Linked DNA regions of Mus musculus: region 2 is linked to region 1. The links are chromatin contacts, found by Hi-C or POLR2A ChIA-PET in ENCODE. All regions are on one chromosome and are shown on one strand. Each heading gives the region's core, a stretch centred on a gene start or an enhancer-like site at or near the end of the contact. The rest is flanking DNA. Distances are from core to core; before and after follow the strand shown.

The links. Hi-C counts contacts between places; a loop is a spot of excess contacts on that map. ChIA-PET counts read pairs that join two places held with the same protein, here RNA polymerase II (POLR2A).
Region 2: a loop to region 1 is called in a map of left cerebral cortex, with 2.7 times the contacts of the local background. The contact joins the promoter of Phtf1 here to the promoter of Dclre1b in region 1. A Hi-C loop is called at or near these places in 1 of 37 maps with a recorded cell type or tissue (left cerebral cortex). POLR2A ChIA-PET finds 5 or more read pairs at or near these places in 2 of 5 experiments (Patski and embryonic stem cell).

Annotation. Positions count from the first base shown.
Region 1 is chr3:103,808,033-103,811,849 of GRCm38, reverse strand. Dclre1b (DNA cross-link repair 1B) reads left to right here and starts at 2,463. Exons shown (of 4, transcript NM_133865.2): 1 at 2,463-2,950; 2 at 3,613-3,778. The coding sequence starts at 2,762. It overlaps Ap4b1 (adaptor-related protein complex AP-4, beta 1), which reads right to left and starts at 2,333. Exons shown (of 10, transcript NM_026193.2): 1 at 1,793-2,333. The coding sequence starts at 1,905. It overlaps Gm15471 (predicted gene 15471), which reads right to left. Exons shown (of 5, transcript NR_040412.1): 5 at 3,410-3,636.
Region 2 is chr3:103,966,060-103,969,651 of GRCm38, reverse strand. It overlaps Phtf1 (putative homeodomain transcription factor 1), which reads right to left and starts at 1,394. Exons shown (of 19, transcript NM_013629.2): 1 at 865-1,394; 2 at 522-597. The coding sequence starts at 566. It overlaps Phtf1os (putative homeodomain transcription factor 1, opposite strand), which reads left to right and starts at 1,336. Exons shown (of 1, transcript NR_030676.1): 1 at 1,336-3,592. It overlaps Rsbn1 (rosbin, round spermatid basic protein 1), which reads right to left. Exons shown (of 8, transcript NM_001356556.1): 8 at 3,016-3,592.

The DNA.
Region 1 (3,817 bases), core at 1,214-3,713:
ATGGTACACTCCACTTTAACATTCCAGAGATCATATGGGGACATCATCTATAAGAAGGTACACACTAGAGAGAGCTCAAAGGTTAAAAAGTATTTTGTTGTTCTTGCAAAAGAGATGGGTTCAATTCCCAGCACCCACATGACAGTTCATAACCACTGGTAACTATAGCTCCAGGAGATCTAATGCCTTCTTCTGACATACACAGACACCAGGTACAAGCCATACTTGTGGTACACTTACACATGCAGGCAAAATGCTCATAAACATTTAAAAAAGCAGGGCTTGGTGACCCACACCCTTAACCCAAGCACTTAGGAAACATAGGCAGGTGAAAGCCATGTTCAAAGTTCAAAGCCAGCCTGGCCTACATAGTAAGTTCCCAGGATAGCTAGGGCTGTCTCAAAACAAAATAAAATGAATCATTATCTGTGTCACGTTTTCCAAATGAGCTGGTCACAGAGCTAAAGCATTCTGTGAAGAAGCATTTTCTGACTTCCATAGTGGCTTCAGATGTTTAGGAACTCAAGATCAACTAAGAAGTCAGCTAAGAACATCACTGATTTGAAAAAAATCCAGTGTAACTACTTGAAGTAATACACAAAATACAGACCAAGAAGATCCACATCCACATGCCACTATGGAAGTCAGAAAATGCTTCGTCACAGAACGCTTTAGCTCTGTGACCAGCTCACTGGGAAAACGTGACACAGATAATGATTCATGCTAGGAGGCACGAGCAAGAACTAAACATTCTTTTTGTTCCTTGGGTGGCATGATAAAAAATTTAGATTTCAGCCAGGCGGTGGTGGCACACACCTTTAATCCCAGCACTTGGGAGGCAGATGCAGGCGGATTTCTGAGTTCAAGGCCAGCCTGGTCTACAGAGTGAGTTCCAGGACAACCAGGACTACACAGAGAAACCCTGTCTCAAAAAACAAAAACAAAACAACACAAACAAAAAGTTTAGATTTCATTCCACTGATTACTGTTTCCAATGTTGTGGAACCAAACTACTACAATCAACTGAGACTGTTTATTTACAATACAGTTCCTGGATTCTATCCCATCCTAATGAAATCAGAATTGATCCCTAGATCACGATTTTTTAAAAAAGGACCCCATGGGACTTTTGTGTCCTACCTACAGTTTTGAGCTACAACTATAGATTAGTTACACGTTCAAACATATATAATAGAAAAAATCCTAACCAAAGTGAGGAGACAAGGCTACTTATTAATAAACTACCACAACAGGCTTTGGTAATTACAGCCTGAGCCAACAACAGTACAACTTTAAGAACAAGAATTGATATTTTGAATTTTTCATACCACCTGACAGTAGACAATGTTTTCAAGGTTGACTAGCAAGCTTGGTAGGGTGCCTGGTGACATTCATAACACAAATACAAGCAGAATAGTAGGTTTAAAGAGGAGAAGAATGATAGTATTATTTTGGTCATATCTTTGATGAACTATCCAAGTCGAAATGTAAAGCAAGCAGAAAGATATACAGGTCTGAATCTAGAAAAAAGGGAGAACTGTTCTACGTTAAGTCATTGAACCAGGAGTCAGCCGCAATTGCTAAAGCCTGTGGTATGAAGGAGACCTCTCAACTGGGCATGGTGTTCCACACGGAAGACTGAGATGACAACCCAGAAATGCAGCCTCAAGGCCAAAAGATAAAACTGCCCTTCTTTAACTTTTTCAGAGTGATCGCAGAGCTCTGAAGAGGATTAAAAGTGGGGCCGGGGGGGGGGGGGGGGAGTTAGAATTCTATGGTAGGTTGGTGATACCTAATAACTCGCTGGATGACATTCCGGTAGCGCAGCCTATCAGCCTGAATATGAGGGTTACACAGAGCCTTCTTCAGTTCCTTCACCACGTCCTCAGAGCCAAGGTATGGCATCGTCGCCAACACTCACGGGACAGTTTCCACAGACCCGTAGGGAACTCGTGGGCTCCTCCTAATTTCGATGTGGGAGCCTGAATAAAGGAGATGTAGTCAGTGAAAACACTAACGGCGAGATGTCACTTTGCTGTGCCTGCCCCCCAGGGCGGAACACATTCTTGGGTCCTCGGGCGAGCCCCGACCCTTCAGGAGCCGCCCGGAGACCCACAGGCCGTTGGCTCTGCCCAGCAGATCTCAACTCTCTCTAGGCCCAGTTACGAATTCTACACTAGCAAAAGGCCAAAGACCTAGCACAGCCTCCTCCCTGGGAATCTAGTCCCAGTGGCCGAGGACACCCCAGACAGCTTCCTGCGGAAATCCCGCCCCGTCGCCCTGAGACACAAGGAGCAGCTTTCCGGGTCGCGCCGAGCGCCGAGCGCAGGTCCGGGGGGGGGGGGGGGGGGGCACCGACCTCCGGACGCCCTTCCCCCACCCATTCTCCCCCTCGGCGCAGGCGCGCAGCTCACTGTGTGAGCGCCGCGGCCGGCGATCGGAAATCAACTACTAGGGTCTGTCTCCCCGCCGCCGCGCGAGCTTTGACAATGTGGGGACTGGGCCCGAGCTCCAGCGCGCGGTTGTGAGTGATGCTCTCCCGACTTCTTCCGCGTTGGGCGCTTTCATCCTGATCGTCCCGAGCGCGGCCACCTTCTTTTTTCTCACTCTGTCTACTAATTCCGTTTCTGGGATGGTTTTCCTTTAGGGCTTCTGGACTTGTTCCAGAGTCCACTTGTCATTGGGACGCTGTCGTGGAAACCTCACTCAGGAGTGCGGTTCCCGCGAAGACCCCACTGGGTGACACCTCAACTCTGCCACCATGAACGGGGTCGTAATCCCCCAAACGCCCATTGCTGTGGACTTTTGGAGCCTGCGCCGTGCCGGTTCGGCGCGGCTCTTCTTCTTAACCCACATGCACTGTGACCACACGGTGGGTTTGTCTAGCACTTGGGCCCGGCCCCTCTACTGCTCTCCCATCACTGCTTGCCTCTTGCATCGTCGCCTGCAGGTATTGGGGCTGGGATTTGATCGCTGAGACCTAGTCCAGGAATCTGGGTGGGGACTTCTGATCTGTCACAGTTTGGGGGATTACCGAGTGGGAGACATAAGGACTGAATTTTTACAAATGTGGGAATTGATCCCGGAATGAGACTGGCTTCTAGTTAACTACCTGGAGGTTTTTAGTCAAGGAAATGATTCCTATCTTTTCAAAAACCAGTGCTTTCCTAATTTGCATTTAAGAATCTACCAGACTGTTCAGTGATAGAACACTTGTTTAGTGTGTGCAAGAACCCTAAGTTAGATCCCCAACACTCATTGCCCGCCCCCAATAATTCATCTAATGTGCTAGATAAAAACACATATTGTCTAACATCTCCTCATCTTGTCTGTGTCAGTAGAAGTGGCTGGTGTGAGACTGGAACTTTTTTTGACAGTTGTTTCCCACCCATGGCTGGGATTATCATGATAGGAGAAAGTGTGAGAATCTTTATTTAGACTGTTTTCAGATTCTGAGTTTAAATCTGTACAAAGGGTGGGAGACAGAAGAGGAAGGAGAGATTTCTTGGGAATCCTTATAACAGCTTACATGAGAGTGGTTCAGAACTCGGTCAGCTTTCCTTGATGAAAGAGAAGTCTATGGTTACTCGGGTGACCAACTGTTTTCCTCAGGTGTCTAAGCACTGGATCCGGGCCCTGGAGGTTGGCGAGAGTCATGTATTACCTCTAGATGAAATTGGGCAAGAAACCATGACTGTAACGCTCATAGATGCCAATCACTGCCCTGGTTCTGTCATGTTTCTCTTTGAAGGATACTTTGGAACAATTCTATACACAGGTGAGCCTCCCAAGGCATTCCTCACACTTTATAGCTACC
Region 2 (3,592 bases), core at 145-2,644, 160 kb before region 1:
GGGTTTCTTACATATTAAGTTCATATTCCCCAGGGATGTTTTAAAAAAAAAGAAAGAAAAAAAAAAAAAGGCTGAATCTAAAAAGTGAAAAAAGCAACCCTCCAAATATTTTACACTAAAGATCACCTAAAATTCCACTCCCTGAAGAAAGCATCAATGGGAATCAGAGAGGAAGAAAAGGTAAGGAGCAGCTCAATCAGACGATAGTAACAATCTGAGCCATGCAGATAAGGATTTCATTCTTGTCTTTATAAAAAAAAAAAAAAATTAAAAGACTGATAATTTGCAAAAGCAAAGCATTGTAGTAGTTCGTGTATGCTGCCTTGAGAAAGGTGACTTACAGCTCACTTCCTAGAACCTAAAACTGTGTTTATAATGACTTTGCACATCATTTTTTATAATTATGTTGAGATGTTATATAAGAACATGTGATATTACCAAACTTAAGGAAAGTTAACAATATTCTTTAAGGGAGTTTTTTGCAGGGAGTATGGTTTACAAACAAAAACTACTGTTGTTACCTTCTTCTGATACCATGATATAGCATCTCTCTCATTTGAGGCCATCTGTGTCTCCAGCCAGAGAAATGGGATCTCACTGAAAACGAAGGAAATATCTCGGTAAGTCCAGTTGTTTCAGGTCATTGTCCCGTTTGGGGGTATGGCTTAAAATCTGCTTCTCTCAGTCTCTCCATTAGCTAGCTGCTCTTACTCAGGGTGTTCGCCAGAAAGAGGTGGGGGGAGGGGGAAATAGGCGAAACAGCATCCGAGAAGCCTCTGCACCACCCAGCACAAGAATGGATGCGGGGACAGCAAGTACCCGAGCTGGCCTCCCGCGCCCTCTGCCTCCCCGCGGCCGGCTCACCTGGTGCCCGCTGCCAGGCAGGCTGCCGGCCGGGCCCCCGCTGCTCAGTGACCCCCGCCGGACCGAGAGGCCGGGGGCGAGGCGGCGGGCCCGGCAGGCCGCATCTTCCCCCAGAGGCCCGGCCGTCCGCCTGGCCGTTACCATGGAGACCGCGGCGGCCAGCCCTGCCCCGGAGGCAGCCCAGCGTCCTGCGCCGGGAGGAGCGCAGCCTGCAGCCACAGACGCCCGACCTAGGCGGCCACAGAACAGGCCATGGGAGAAGCCAGGAGCCAACTGGGGAATGAGCAGAAGGAAGCGGGAAGGGTGCCTTCGCCAGCCACCTCGGCACCCGCAAGGGCTGGGTGCCCGGCTGGAAGCCAGCAGACGGCCCCGGGCCGGAGCAACGGCGCGCGTCCTCCGTGAGGGACGGGCCGCAGCTCCACAAGCTCTCGATGCGATCGGCCGCTTCCGCCTTCCGGCTCCGCCCCCGGCCGCCTTCCCGCCGCTCTGGCTGCCCGGAGGAAGAAGCCGACAGCCGCCTCGCGTGTAACCCTCGACGCTTAACGGAAAGTCACCTCAGAAACGACCCTCCCAGTACCCGTCGGTCCCCGGGAGGCTGGTCCCGATGTTCCAGAGGTTCCTGTGCGGGTCTGTAGCATTTAGCGTGGTGTTTACTTCATGTCCTTGTCTCCTTTGGGGGGACGAGACTAGTGCAGGGCACGAGCCTTCGCTCGAGTTCTCCGTTCTTGTTGGATGGACAAATGTTGGTGAATTTGCGCGGCCTGGAACGCGGACAGGCTGCCTGTGGCCCAGTGGTTCCTCCTTCGGCTCTCGGCAGCTCTGGGACAAAGGCTTTCTGCTGCCCACACAACACTAAGGGGATGCACAGGGCTCGGACTGCACTGGGACTTCCCCCAAATCGGAGAAAATGGCTGTTTATAGTGATTTAAAGAGAGGTCCAGAGAAAGGGCAACTGCACTCTAATGTAAATATAAATATGTATACCCACAGGGTTTCTAAGCTGTTCTTGTCTCTACACATTTGTGTGCACCTTAGTGGTTTGTTTCCAGGGGCCACTGTCTTGAACTTATTAAAAGCTAAGTCCTTTCTTGCCCTAGGCACTAAGCATTTAGTTGATGTAAGGCTAAAAATGGGTAATAGTTACCACTTAGGCAGTCTCCAGCCATTAAAACAGCATCAAATGAAAGTTATCCATACTGTGAAACGACTAAAATGTTAACACCCATAGGAATTATTTTTAAAAATTGCCTCACCCATTGGCAGTGATCCCCACTGTATACCCCTTAACTGTTCAGGGTTAAATAAAAAGCTGTTGAGCCTTAACAGCCCCTTCAGTGCTGCTGGACAGTGGAGCTCAAGGCAACAACCAACTCATTTTGGTAAATGACCTCAAAAAATTACTGTTAAGACCTAAATTTAACACTAATAACAAAAGCATTTGGCTTCATTGCCAAACACACGAGAGGTTTTCTGGGCTGTGGCTGTACTTTGAGGAATAGAATTGGTGGTACAGCTGCAAATTATTTTTCAGGAACCCTGGTAAAAATTTTCAGTGTTTTATTAGGATGCTGCTGTGTAAGGCCAAGCTTTGAACCCCCCAAAAAACATTCAGGCCCCAGCTCCCAGTAATGAACTGTCATTTTAGGAAATTGACTTAACAAGTCTGTTTTCTCACCAGTGTTGTGGAGATAATTAACCCCCTCCTATCTATGAGAACTGATGAAATACTGAGACCCTTCTAAGACCTAAATGCTGTCAGGACAGGCACTTCAACTACAGAGTTCACACAAAACTTAATGAGGAAAGGGATTCTCTTGTCTCCCATACTCCATCCACATCTGAAAAGTAAGCATCTTCATTATTATGCCATGCATCGTCACAAGCCTACGGCTGCTCTAAATGCAGGTAACCAATTTTAAGCAGCAATAAGGACAACTATCACAAATAAAAGCTTCATTTTTCTTCAAAACTAGTTGTACCTCAGTCTGGGTATCTCTGACTTTTTCTTTGGCAAAGAAAAGTCCATGATTTTCTTCTAAAGCTTAAAACTAAAATGGCAAAAAGAAGGTGAGTAGATGGATGCATGTGTGTGTGGAGAAGACTAGTACTCGACAAACAGGGTGCCAGCAATGACAACTCCCATGTGCTATTCATTTTGAAACATCAGTAAAGGACAAATCAGACTTTGTTTATTAAAAAAATACTTTACAGGAAAAAAAAGAAACCTATGCATTCCATTGTCCTACTTTACAAAGAAATAGCTTAACAATTTAACACACTCAGACAGCTACAAAAAAGCACTGTGTTAAAAGAATTATTATTCACACAAATTTGAGATTTAAGACTATCCATTAAAAACCTTTTAAAACACTTGTTAATGTCAATAAACAAACTAAGGCCACACAAACGCAAATAGTCCGCCAGGCAAATTAAACATTTCATCTATATGCAAAGACCTCTTAGATAAATTAAAGCCACAGGAAAAAAAGTCTTAGCTGCCAATCAAAATGAAGTTTAGTCACAGAAAACACTATTACATGAAAATTTACAACGTGTGATAGTATTACATAAGTATTTCTTTAGAGAGAATTGAAAAGTGCTATATTTTAAGAGACGGTGGTCTCAACTACATGCACAAGTGGATCCTAAAAAATGTATGGAGATTTTTTAAATGGAAGGCCATAATGTTTATGGATACTTGCTTTTAAAGCAACAGACTTCCAGGACG